2 separate regions of the Homo sapiens genome follow, and region 2 is linked to region 1. Evidence: chromatin loops called from intact Hi-C (ENCODE). Cell type or tissue: ascending aorta. All regions are shown on one strand. Each heading gives the region's core, and the rest is flanking DNA. Links, peaks and the distances in the headings are about the cores only.

Region 1 (9,057 bases), core at 3,788-7,787:
GCCCCTTTTGGTCACTGACAAAGAGGACCCTCCATTTATCCAGGTGGTTCCTGTTCTGATTTTCAGCCCCCAAAGAAGAGATTCTTCAGGTCAACGCTAGGGGCAGAGATTTGGACCCAAGTTCCACAGGGTGACTGTGAAAGGTCTATCACTGGTCACTGCTCACTTGGTTTTCCACTCTCTCCTCAGGGGGCATGCATACATACAGAACTTTAGGATTTTCACAGGTACCTTATGAGGTAGTTGTAGCCTCCTTGAGGTTGTGCAAAGTGTGTTGAAACTACCCTATGTAAGAGGTTTTACATGAAAGGAAGTTAGCCCTGGCCCAAGGTCAAGTTCCATGTGGGAACAGAGCCAAGACCCGGAAGGAGGAAGGGTTGTCCATGGCCAGAGCTCGGGTCGGCCAGCCTGCCTCGCAGTGCACTCACTGGACTCTTGCCTCCTAGGTTTTACTACAATGTGGAGTCCTGTGGCTCTCTGCGTCCTGAAACCATTGTCCTGTCAGCCCTCTCAGGATTGAAGAAGAAACTGAGTGATTTACAAACTCAATTAAGCCACGAGATCCAGAGTGATGTGCTAACCATAAATTAACTGCAGCTTGCCTGCTTCAGCAAAAACGGAGATTCAGGCCAGCAGCTGGATATGGGGGTCTCTCTTCAGACTCTTCTCGTTTCTGAGAATCTAGTCTACTGTTGGTTGAGCTTCTTGGCAGGACATCAGTACCAACTAGAAGTGGGTCATAGATAGATTACCAGGGATGCAGTGGTGTTTAGGCAGGATAGGTCTTTACTGGCCCTGACTGCTGTTAATAATTGGCAGCAGTGCTCCCCAGATCCCAGAAGGTCCCTGCTGGAGTGTTTCCAGTGCACCTGTAGGGAACCAACTAGACTTCTCTCCTGGTTAGTCCAGCTCTTTACTCTAAACCCTTTCTGTCCAAAATGAGTCATTTTCAGTTGTACCTTAGATGTCTGGTGTTGAGGATCAAGTGCCATAGCCTTTATTCAGGGGGCCTATAAACCCTTCCAGTTCTTGCCCCAGGGCTGGCCTGCTAGCGCTTCAAATTCCCAGGTGTCCCTAATTTGAGAAGTAACCTTTTGGAATAGCATTAGACCCTGGCTGTCCCCTCCCCACCAAATAAACATGATATTTCATTCTCTGTCCAGCAGTCATGAACCCCTTCACCTCCAATGACCTGATCATTTAGTTTGGTGGGGGTGGGGGTGGGGGTGGGGGTGGAAGCAGCCGCAGGAGCAAGGGCCCCTCCCACATACACAGGAGGAGTATTTCATTTCTCCTTAATGAAGGCTCTGGCCCTAACCCCTCAGCACTGTCTCCAGATAGGAACATGCACAAAGCAGTTAATTAGGCAGCCTGGAGAAAACCAGAGATCCAGTACAGAAAGGAAAGGATATTTATTGATTAACAGAAGTTGTCTTTTTAAAAGTGTTTATTTTTGGCAATAAAGAGCACAACATAATCTCCTTCATGCGTCATCGTGCCACTTAGCTGAGCCAGCCAGCTCTGCCTCCCTCCCCAAAGACCTTTGGACCCCAGTTCCCCTCTACAGGCTAGCTCATCCCTCTGGGTGGTCATTCCCCGGGTCACGTTGAGAGCGAGGCTGACTGCACCACCTCCCTAGCTCAAGGGCTCCTTTGGGAGGGGCCGCGTGCTTTATCATCCTCCTGCCACAACTCAAATAGTGGTTATTTACAAGAAGGTCTGTTCCCACAAATCAGGACCCTAAAGTATTAAAAAACAAAACCCAAAAAACAACAAAAAACCCCACACAACCAAAAGTTTGACGTGAATAGAAAGATAGCCCTTCTGCATGGTAGTCAACAAATACCAGCACTAGAAAATCAATTGCTTTAATTGCATTGCAGCAGGGAGCCTCAGCACCATGTGGGGAGGAGGAAATGGGAAGGTCTTGGTTTCAGAGTGCTTTTGGCTGGCCAGAGGGTGGCCAAACAGGGCAAGGGGGCTCCCTCTGCTTGGGCATTGTCCACCCCTGGTCAGTGAGAGGGGGGCAGCAGGGGTGCTCCCCACGGCAGTCCTGCTGCGGCCTTCCCTCCTGGCCTATTCCTGGGGCAGGAACAAGCTCCAGCCTTCCTCCACATGGCTGAGGTAATCAGCACCCCTACCCCAGGGGCATCTTCCCAGCCTACAAAGCAGGAAGGAGCCTGTGCAGAAGTTACATTTTAAAACCAGATTTTCACCTGAGGCGTCAACCAGATGTCACCTCTGCTTAAAACTCCAACTGCAAGGCTGGCAAGCAGCACAGAGGAAGTGCAGATCCTTCCTGTGTCACTCCAGGCCCAGAGGAACTGAGAAGCCACCTGCTGTTCCGGCCCTTGGGCTGTCTGGGAAAAGCCAGCAGTCAGAGTGCCAGCCTCAAGCTCTGATTATCCCCCTCCTGTGGCCCTGGTAGTTCAAGCAGGTCCTGGCAGCAGGAGGGCTGTGCCATGGAGGATGGACACGACTGCACTCATACTCAAAAACAGCCTTGACCGTGGCCTGGTCATGGGATTAAAAAATTTGTGTGTATTGGTGGGGAAGGATGGGGTGAGGGTGAGGGGATCTCATTGATACAGAGTATGTCATAAGCCATATATATTAAAATCATTAACAGTATATAGTCCCACGGTAGCTCCAACCCCTCACACATGCTCAGGTGGTGTGGCCAGCCCTTTGCCTCAGTCCAGCCTCATCCTTGGGGGCAAGGAGGGGGCAGCTTGCTCCCTTTCTCCAGGCTCTTGGCCGACAGCCCCCTGAGGCTGTCCACGGTACACTGCAGCCAGCCCCGCAGCAGGCAGCCCCCAGCAGTCATCGGTGCTCGCCAGCACTGTGGTCACTGGGATGGGGTCTTGGCCTCACTGCTGTCCCCCTGGCTGGGCTTTGGCTTTAGCAGGATGAATCTGTTGAGGAGGTCTGTTTCCGAGCTGGCCTGGGCTGCCCCATACCCCTCACCTGTGGGCACAGAAGCAGGCTCAGAACTCAGAGCTAGGTCAAAAGACCCCTGCCCAATAGGCCTCATCCTCCACAAAGCCTCCTGGCAGGTGGGTGTGGGGCATGGAAGCGACTCACCAGCATAGCTGGAGGCTTCGGCGATGTTCTGGGAACCAGTGATGTGGTGCCAGTAGGCACTGCGCGGCAGCATGGTCGTGGGTGTGCAGGGATACGAGTAATGTTCCGTGCCCTTGTTCAGCAGCTGTGGGGCAAAGGAAGGGGTCACTCCCATTAGTGGCTTACAGTATCCCTGAGCAGCCACCCCAAGACCCTACCTGCCTCCACTGTGTACCCCAGGCACTTGGCCCTGCCTGCCCGCCCGTTCCCCCCTCCCCCCGTACCCTGGACTGATGCCCGCTGCCTCACCCTCACGTTCTTCTCCATTTCCAGCAGGACCCGCTTGTGCTGCTCTGCGATGGCCAGGGTGGCACTGTGGACGCGCTGGTAAATCTGCTCCCCCTCTTGTGTCTGGAAGGTATAGAGTCCTTCCCCAGCATCACACATCCTGGGGACACAGCACAGAGGGCAAGATGGTGGGGACCCACCACAGACATGCATGTGATTAGTTAGGCTCTCTTGCAACTGCAAGTTGTGGTTGCATTCCAGGCCGGGAGGACAGGTAGGGCTGTGGTCTGGGGGTCCGACCACACGGTGCAAATGTGCTGAGCATATTCTATACCAGCTGGTGCTTGAAATGCATTATAAGAATTAACCCATTCAGTTTTCTCTACCACCTCCCTCTGGTCTCTGTACCATTAATGGTTTCCTCATTGTTATGCATTTTCCCAAACCATTTTATAGATGAGGAAACTGAGGCATACAGAAGCTAAGTAACTCAACCAAGGTTCTGCAGAGGATTATATGGAATTTCAGTCTAGGCAGACTGACTCCAGAGTTCAAGTGAGGGGATACCCAGTCTTCACTATAATTCTAGGAGGTTAGGTACTTTATTATCCCCGAAACCCAGACTCAGATCCACAGTCACAGAAGTAGTAAGTGCCTGAACCTGCATTTGACTTAAGCCAAAGTAGTATATGATTTTTGGTAAATAGCTTCACTTGACCTGCATGCTGTGGGCAAGTTACTCCTCTAAGCCTCCATTTCATTTCTTCGTCTGTAAAATGGGAACATTACATTCCCCCTTGGGATTGCTAGGCCAATAAGTAAACCAAGCTCCTAGCACAGTGCCCAACACAGAGTGAATGGCAGCCACCATCACACCATAGTAGGACAGGGCTGGGAGGCGAGAGGGTCCTACCGGCCAGCCTCGAAGGTAAAGCGTGTGGCATCCCGGCCATAGCGGCGCAGTGAGCAGAGGGGCCACGAGACGAGCTTCACACGGGGGTTGTGGATGTCCCAGAGGTAGATGTTCTCGTGGGTGATCTGCAGCTTGCACTCGCCATACACGTCCAGGTTGGGGCAGGGCAGCAGGAAGACATTGAAGCGATCTGGAGTGGGGGAGGGTGGACAAGTGGGACCAGAGTTGCCCCAGATGGGGACTTCCTCCCTCCCTTCCTCTCTTCCTCCTCCCCCTCCCCACCCCCAGGGCCAGGGCCCGGCCTCACCTGTCTGTTCACACTGCACCCCTGGGGCCAGGAGGTCAGGTTCTCCCAGACTGATGTCGTTGAGGCGGGACCCCAGACACTCCACAGATAGTGTCTTGTACCACTCCTCTGCCTCTAGCTCTGAAGAAAATGCTACTTCATCATGCAGCTCCAGAGCCCGGTAGCCCACCCCGTCTGCCCAGCCTGACTTATGCCACCATGCACAGCAGGGAGGGTAAGGACAGTGGGTTCTGCCTGCCTGTCTTGCCTCAACCCTGAGGGCCTGCTCCCTGAAAGCACCCCCAACCCCACACACACCACACCACCATCTCCACCCAGGGTTAGCCCTGCTCTGCCCGCTCCTAGCTGGACCTCTGACCAAGACCACCCCAGGGGAGGCAGATGGAGGCCCATACTCGCGCCTCACCTGAGTCGCAGGTGAAGGTACGTGCCGAGTCATCAGTGAATATGATGGCCACCGCCTGCCGCTTGGTCTCCTTGGGGAGCCGCGTAACACACTTGACGTTGCTGATCTCAGTCACCTGGGACAGCATCCACAAGGGACTTAGCCAGGCCAGTGCATCTCTCTCTCTCTCTCTCTCTCTCTCTCTCTCTCTCCCTCCCTCCCTCTCTCCCCCCTCCTCCTTCTCTCTCCTCCTCTCCCTCTCTCCCCCTTTCTCCCCTCTCTCCCTCTCTCCCCTCTCTCCCTCTCTCTCTCTCCATCCCCCACAGCCCTGCCACTTGGGGGAGCTAGGGCCCAGGCCTCCTAACCTTGGGGCAGCCCCGGAGGCACACCGACTTCTCATCTGGATACTTCTCCAGCCGCTGGGGCCCCTTGCTGGAGGATTTCCGGAACACCAGCCAGCACCTCCGGTAGATCTGTGGAGCGAGATGACAGGGCTCAGGCCTCCCTGGACCACTCCCACCCCACCAGCATGGCCCTGCAGCCACCCCTGCCTGCCACAGGGGGCGGTGCCGCACAGCCTTCCCTGGAGCCCCAGCCTGGGGACACCGGGGGTGGGAGTCACCAGCAGTGTCACCTCCCTGGGAGAGAAGCCTCCTCCCCAAATTGAAAAGTCATTGACTTCTTGGCTGGCTCCAAAACGCTGTTCCACAAAGGGTGCTCTCCTGACCTGCCATGTACTGTGTGCACCGCTGAGTTTAGTGTGAGTAGCCAACGTTCCTGAGTGCTTCCTGCTCACACCTGTTATTAGCACTGTGCACAGTCTCAGGGCCACTCCTGAGATCAGTTCTGTTATCATCCCCATTTTATAGATGGGGAAAGGGAGGCATCAAAACACTAAGGAATGGTGATGCTGGTATTTGCAGCAGGCTGTCTAGATCCAGGGCAGACCCTCACAGCCCACTGCAGGATCTGGCCAGGGCTCAGGCAGTGCCAGCCACAACAGAGGGGTCTCCTGGGGATAGGGATTAGACCCTTCCCCCTGCCCACCTGTACATCCCCGTGCCCCTAGTTCTCTGAGTCAGGTGAGGGTCTTTACAAAGGTAACCCCCACTCTTGTCTCCTGGGGCTTTCACTCACCCTCTCTTTTCATTCTCTTACCAACCCTGAAATGTAAGGGGCCCTGCTCCAGCTGGGAACCCAAAGCTGTTTGAGGTAAAGGGGTGGAGCTAGGAATCTGAGGCTCCTCCCACAGCATGGTGCCTTCCCTCCTGGCCCTGGCCACTGCTGATGCCCCTGTACCTTAAACTACCTACATTCTCTGTAGCTTCAGGGACTCCCCCAAGGGGGTGGGGAGCAGAGGGGAGTGACCACTCTAGGATTGAAGGGACAGACTGGCCTATCATTCATGGGTGGTGGAGAGGGAGTTGGCCCCAGCCACCAGCCAGAGCTGCCCTTGCATGACCCCTCCCTCCTGCCTAGACTTTTTTCTGCCCAAAGTCTGTGGCTGGGGTTTACCTACTCCTTCCAGCGGGCATTCCAAAAGCCCGACAGAGCCTGTTCCCCAGGCATCTCTGGTGTTCCTCTTACTGGAAACAGTAGGGAGACTGAGTGGTGGCCGAGAGCACAGCAGAGGAGGCCAGGGGGCCTCTAGGCCCCACCCCTCCTCGGCCCTACTGTGCCATGCGTACACTAGGTCCTTGGCAGGCAGGGTCCCAGGGTGCAGTGGCCCTAGGCAGCCCCCATTTCAAGATACCACTCAGAGCCAGGCCATTTCTGGCTCCTATCTGGGACCCTAGGAGGCATGTCTGCTCCTGCACCCCTGACCCTGGCTTGGCCCCTGTCCTACCCACCTAAACCACAGCAGCCCTCAGCTCTCAGCTGCAGCGCTCCCTTAAGACAGACACTGAATTTTATCCACAGAATCCTCACTCATATCCTGGTAGCCTCATTAACAGCCATGCTAAACAAGTGAATGACCATATGAAGGAACCGTGAATGAATGGATGGATGAATGGATGGATGCTGCCGACCCAGATACACCCTGCCAGGGTGGGCTCCATGCAGCCCGCAGCATCAGGGGCAGAAGGCCTGGGGGCCTGAGCATGCCGGTTGCCTGGTTACAGGATACACATTCACAGCCCCAGGGAGCCACGCGCTCAAGAGCCCTCCTTCCCACTTCGCACAGGGCTTTGATCAGTGCTTCAGAAACACTCTGCCACAGCTCTGCCGCGGGAGAAAGGCCCTGGCAGGTAGGAGAGCCGGCTCCTGATCTCTTTCAGCCCCTCCCCCCTCACCTCTGTGGGCTGAGATGAGAATGGCTGCTGGGGAGGGACCACAGCCTCTCACACCAGGGGAAGTGAGGCTCCTGGCTTCAGAGGGAAGAGAATTCCCTGCATGGATAGGGCCTGGCTATGCCCCACCTCCCCATCCAGGCTGTGCCCACCTGTCAGCCACTCAGTCTCCCTCTGGAACAGGTTTGATACTGAGCCCAAGTGGCTGCCCTTGTGGCTGGTGCCTTCCTGGCACACTCTGCCCTGGGCAAGGCCTCAGCCCAGCTGGCCCCTGGGGACCTGCTAAGTCTGGGGCCATAGGAATGAGAAGTGATGTTAGAAGCGAAGCCTCTGCTTCCTTGGCCTCCCTACCTCAGCCTCAGCTTCTCTCTTTGTTCTGTGCTCCAAGTCAGTGGGCTGATCCCCCTTTCAGAGGAAGAGCAAAGTAGCCGATGGCTGCCAGGGCCCAGTCTCAACTAGGTTGAGCCCCAGGGCAGGGAGGCACAGGAGGGGAAGTGGGGCCAGAACCACCTTCTCCAAGACCAGCCCTGCTCTGTCTGGTACCCAGGTAGGGAAGCTGGGTGGCAGATCCCTCTCCCACTCCGCATGCCCCCCAACCCCACTCAGGCTGAGCCAGGGATCCTTGAGCAGCCTGAGCCGACCCGCCCCCTTCAAGGCAATGGGAGAGAGAAGGGAGAAGGGGACAGGAGTCCTGGGTCAAACACAAGACTTGGGTGACCTCAGTCACCAGGGCTGTCCTTCCTACAGGGGAAGGGGCAACTGCCAGACCTGTCTTTGGCAGGGGGGCCTGGCAGAGGAATAGAGGCAGCTCTCAGACAGCCTCGCCGAGATCATGAAGTTGATCCCCTCTGCTCCTGTCTTCTAGGGGGTCTTCACCAGTTGGGGGTCTACAGAGGGTAGGACAGGATGCATGCCCAGTAAGACCTCTTCTCTGTAGCCCCTCCAAGCCCCCAGTTCAGGGCCAAGCACCAAGCAAGCACAGAGTCACCCACCAACAACTTGGAGGGAAGCAGCCTGTCCCAGAGCACTGGACCATTCTGCCCAAAGTTCTCATTTGGAAACCACATAAATATCAGCTTCAGTGCCTCACACCACCCCGTCTCGCCCAGCCAACCACTCCCCTTTTCAAACACTTCTTTAACATTAAACTCGACAACCAAAAATTTACTAAATATCTGCACACGGAAAGCAGTCAGAAGCAAGGGGAGAGGATGACCTAAAAGAAAAGAGGCCAGGAGAGGTGAGGGGAGGCCGGGGGTGGGGGGCAAACGGAAGGGAGAGGAGGCCAGGGGAAGTGAGACGCTGCTTCTCAGCTCAGACACAGCCCGGCCTTGCCAGCCGCCCCTGCTGCTGCTGTGGTGACAACTTCAACAATAGCAGGGGAGCCGCCTGCCCATCGGTGGCCACCATTGCTGCCACTACCACCACCACTGGCCCAGCTGTTGGGATGCCAGCCAGCCCTCTGGGGCGGGGGCTGCAGCAGGCAGAACCCAGCCCAGGCACATGCCAGGCAGCACGCTGGCGAGGAGCCCCGAGACCACAGATGCACGATGCCCGGCAGCCGGAGGGCAGCCGCGTGCCCCACGCGCCATGCCTCCAAGCCTGGGACCGAGTCCTCGGGCCCCCATCCCTTGGCAGGGCCCCTCCGCAGCTCAGGGTCACTCACCCCGAGCTTCCTGCTCTTCATCTTCACGTAGCCTTGCTTGACGATGTCACTGAAATTGGTCGCCATGGTTTTCCCACCTTTTAGGGGCGCGGGGCCTGGCAGAGGCGAGGGGAAGGATGCCCAGGTGCCTGGGTCTCCGGCTCC
Region 2 (4,000 bases), core at 1-4,000, 340 kb after region 1:
GTCCCAAGTAGCTGGGACTACAGGCATGCACCAACACACCCAGTTGTTTGTATTTTAGTAGAGATGGTGTTTCACCATGTTGCCCAGGCTGATCTTGAACTCCTGAGCTCAAGCAATCCACGAACCTCGGCCTCCCAAAGTGCTAGGATTACAGGTGTGAGCCACCATGCCTGGCCTATTATTGCCATTCTTTTGTCCGCTATAAAACCTAGTGCACAGCAGACACTCAAACTCAGCAAAATTCAAATATGGCTGGAACTGAAACCAGCCTTAGGTAGGAAGGAATTTCAGAAACAGAGTTCTGCACATGCTCTAGGACACGCAGGCCTGGCCCTGTCCAGGCTGGGGTGATACCATCTTTGGAGGCTGATGCTGGCAGTCTGTTGTGGCTGGGAACTTGGGGTGACCTCCTTTTGCTTCTCACATCAGCCCTGTCTCTACCCACAGAAACAGACTCTGCCCAAACAAGTCCTGCAATGCACAGAGCCCGGTGGCAAACAAGCCACCTGGATAAATGGTGCCCAAGGCTGTGGGGGTCCTGGGAGGCTGACTGGAGGCAGAATTGTGCTCATTTGTAACCAGAGTAGCTCCGGGTTGCTTCTGTTAGCTCAAGGCCACAGGTACATCTCTGTGCTTAGAGATCCACACCGCACCCCACCACCGCCACGTGTTTTCTAGGATCCCCTCCAAGCATTTTCCAAAGCCCGAGGGGCTGCTTACAAGACTCTGCCCATCACCCCCAACCTGGCTGATCTGGGACCACATCAGCACCTGGCCTGACTCTTCTACCAGGATGCCCTCCAAGACCAACACTGATGCCTTAGTCACCCTCACCAGGGAGGCTGGGGGTGCCCCCACATGGCTGCTGCACCTGATGTTGGAAACGGAGGCTCCAAAAACGTAAGTGAAGTGGGTATTCCTGCTAAACACTCCACTCGGGGCCTGGGAGAAGGGGAGCAAATATCTGTCTACTCCCTCAACTCCACCCAGCCATGGCTTGTCCCACGGCCAAGTTGCCTGGGTCCTTGGGATCACCAACTTCTTCTGACTCTCTACACACACACCCCCAAACACCCCCAGACTCCTTTCCTGCCACTCCCCCACCTCAGGCACACATGCAGTGCTTGGTGCCTGGGTTAAGTCTGTGCCCTGTGGCGAGTGCTGCCCGGATACCCCGGGGTCCATTTGAGGATGAACTCGGCTGGGTCACCCCTGCTACAAACAGGCTTTTACATTCTTGAACTTCACCTGGGGTGAGGGTCTTCAGGAGTGCTGTCCCTTTTCCTCCTGAGGCCTCCTTGGTCCTGATGTTAGTGAGTGGCCATCCACGTACCCACAGGAAGGATGTGGTCAAATCCTCTTACCAGTGGCTCTGAACCATTTGACCTGCTACCTGAGCTGCTGGGGAGAGGAAAGGGGAGGGTGCTCCCACTTCTAATAGTTCATCAAGTTCTCACAACATCCCCATTCACAGGTGAGAAAACCGAGGCCCGGAAAGTGTCAACCCAAATCACGACACTCCTTGCCCCAAACCCAGAAGCCTGAGGAAGTAAGGAAGTGCGGTGGGATCTGTCTTCCCGTGTGTCTTCAGGATCCTGGGGCCTGCCCCTCCTGGCTTCCTCTTGAGGAAGGCCTCAGAAGACCCGCCTTTGGTCACAGGACAGAAGCTGGGCCAAGAGGCAAAGGTTTTGGCCGCCACAGGGGAAACTCTGGGCTCAGAGCTGCCGAAGTGACTCACGGGCCCTGCTGGGAAGCAGCTGACGTTCCTTGTCTGCGCCTTACAAAACCACACGGGCTGCGAGTGACAGCTGGCTGCTCTGAGTGGCGGAGGAATGTTGTTGCCAGACAGGTTCCTGAGGCATCTGCTGAGCTGTGCTCCAGAAACCAGCCCTGGGCAGCTGCCACACCAGGCAGCCTCCACCCCTCCCCACAACCAGGAGTCTTGGAGGGCACCCCCACCAACCTCAACAGAACTCTCCCCTCAGGGATCCGTGGAAGTCAGCCACTGCCACAGGGACAGCCACCCCTTCCAGGCAGGAGCTCATGGGAAACCAAGACCAGGGAACCCATCCCACCCCCAGTAAGACTTGAGGCCAGGGAGGTTGGAGGGGTCTCCCTGTGACCAAATCTGTGGCCATCACAACCGACCTTGAACCATAATACTAAGAATGATAACAATAATAATCACAGCTAACCCTTCACACTCACTACATGCCGGGCACCATGGCATGGAGCACTTTTTCTGAATTATCACATGCATTCATTTCCTGGGGCTGCCGTCGCAAACTGCCACAAACTGCATGGCTTAAAACAACAAAAACGTATTCTCTCGGCCAGGCGTGGTGGCTCACGCCTGTAATCCCAGCACTTTGGGAGGCTGAGGCGGGCAGATAACCTGAGGTCAGGAGTTTGAGAGCAGCCTGGCCAACATGGCGAAACCCTGTCTCTACTAAAAATACAGAAATTAGCCGGGCATGGTGGTAGGAGCCTGTAGTCCCAGCTACTCAGGAGGCTGAGGCAGGAGAATCGTTTGAACCCAGGAGGTAGAGGTTGCAATAAGCTGAGATCGCACCATTGCACTCCAGCCTGGGTGACAGAGAGAGACTCTGTCTCAACAGAAAAAAAAAAAGAGAAGAAAGAAAAGAAAAAGAAAAAGGACTGTATTCTCTTACAGCTCTAGAGGCCAGAAATCCAAACCCATGGTGTCAGTGGGGCCACACTCCTCCTGAAGGCCTAGGAGAGAATCCTTCTTTTCCTCTTCCAGCTTCTGCTGGAGGCGGGCGATCTTCAGTGCACCTCGGCTTATGGGCATGTCACACCAGTCTCTTTCCACCTGCACATGGTGTTCTCTCTGTTTATCTGTCTCTGTGTCCAAATCTCCCTCTTCTTAGGAGGACACCAGTCATATTGGACTTAAGGCCTACGCTAATCCAGTATGACCTCTGCATACCTCTGCAAAGGCCCAAAAAGGTTCCAAATAAGGTCATATTCCCAGGGTTCCAGGTGGATATAAATTTGGGGGAACATTATTCAACTCAATACACCATGTGTAATCTTCTTAATAAGACTGATATTGCTTTTATCCTCATCTTACAGATAAGAGGCTCAGAGAGGTTAAGCAACTTGCCAGAAATCACCCAGCCTCTGATTCTAGAATCCACACTACATTGTCTCACCCATCACCATCATCATCACCATCTCCTCACAGAAGCTTAGCATTTCATCACTTACAAAGCTTCTCCTGGCCATTGTCACATTTTCTTTCTTTCTTTTTTTTTTTTTTTGTTCTTTTCTATGTTTTGAGACAGAGTCTCACTTTTTTGCCCAGGCTGGAGTGCAGTGGCGTGATCTCTGCTCACTGCACCCTCCACCTCTATCTTTAGTAGAGATGGAATTTCACCATGTTGGCCAGGCTGGTCTCGAACTCCTGACCCCAAGTGGTCTGCCTGCCTTAGCTTCCCAAAGTGCTGGGATTACAGGCATGAGCCACCATGCCTGGTCTATTGTTACATTTTCTTCTTGCCAACAAAACCTTGAGGGGCTTGGGAAACAGTTGGTAAGGAAACAGTGGGTTCCATTAATTAACGTATCCATGGTCATATAGCTAACAAGAGGAAGGTCTTTTTGGTTTTCTTTTGAGAATGGATATCCCTCTGTCACCCAGGCTGGAGTACAGTGGCACAATCACAGCTCACTGCAGTGTTGACCTCCCAGGCTCAAGTGATCCTCCCACCTCAGCCTCTCCAATAGCGGGGATTATAGGCATGTGCTACGAAGCCCAGCTAATTTACTTTTTTGTGGAGACTGGATCTCACTATGTTGCCCAGTCTGGTCTCAAACTCCTGGGCTCAAGGGATCCTCCTGCCTCGGCCTCCCAAAGTGCTGGGATTATAGGTGTGAACCACCAGCCTGGCTGAGTGGCAGGTCTTTTGACCCCCAGATCCAGTATACTGCACTATGTAGGCTCCAAATGGAGACCTCGTGGGAACGTTCCAAGGCT

Evidence for each region. A loop is a pair of places that touch in the nucleus more often than their neighbours do. Peaks named below come from ENCODE experiments on the same cell type or tissue, not always from the same donor. Only the 100,000 strongest peaks of a DNase experiment are listed, where the experiment ranks them.
Region 2: it touches region 1 in a loop (2.3-fold over the local background); 1 of 110 quality-filtered maps calls a loop at or near these places.

The regions. Positions count from the first base shown.
Region 1 is chr16:57,470,529-57,479,585 of GRCh38, forward strand. It overlaps DOK4 (docking protein 4), which reads right to left. Exons shown (of 9, transcript NM_018110.5): 2 at 8,914-9,057; 3 at 5,322-5,429; 4 at 4,978-5,092; 5 at 4,572-4,691; 6 at 4,265-4,454; 7 at 3,373-3,511; 8 at 3,085-3,208; 9 at 1,394-2,967. The coding sequence starts at 8,979. The coding sequence ends at 2,849. It overlaps POLR2C (RNA polymerase II subunit C), which reads left to right. Exons shown (of 9, transcript NM_032940.3): 9 at 447-1,481. The coding sequence ends at 591. Among named protein-coding and RNA genes, the nearest start is that of DOK4, 11 kb to the right of the region's middle. RefSeq lists enhancers at 2,462-2,983, 2,984-3,504, 4,170-4,958. In ascending aorta, for the core only: a CTCF peak has its summit at 5,493; DNase peaks (open chromatin) are centred at 4,945 and 5,463; H3K4me3 peaks cover 455 bases; H3K27ac peaks cover 2,397 bases.
Region 2 is chr16:57,814,746-57,818,745 of GRCh38, forward strand. LOC388282 (a long non-coding RNA gene) reads left to right here. Exons shown (of 4, transcript NR_169553.1): 3 at 679-900; 4 at 1,475-2,207. It also overlaps a transcript of KIFC3 not described here. Among named protein-coding and RNA genes, the nearest start is that of KIFC3, 14 kb to the left of the region's middle. RefSeq lists an enhancer at 1,966-2,511. In ascending aorta, for the core only: no CTCF peak of the experiment used is centred there; a DNase peak (open chromatin) is centred at 1,716; H3K27ac peaks cover 1,760 bases.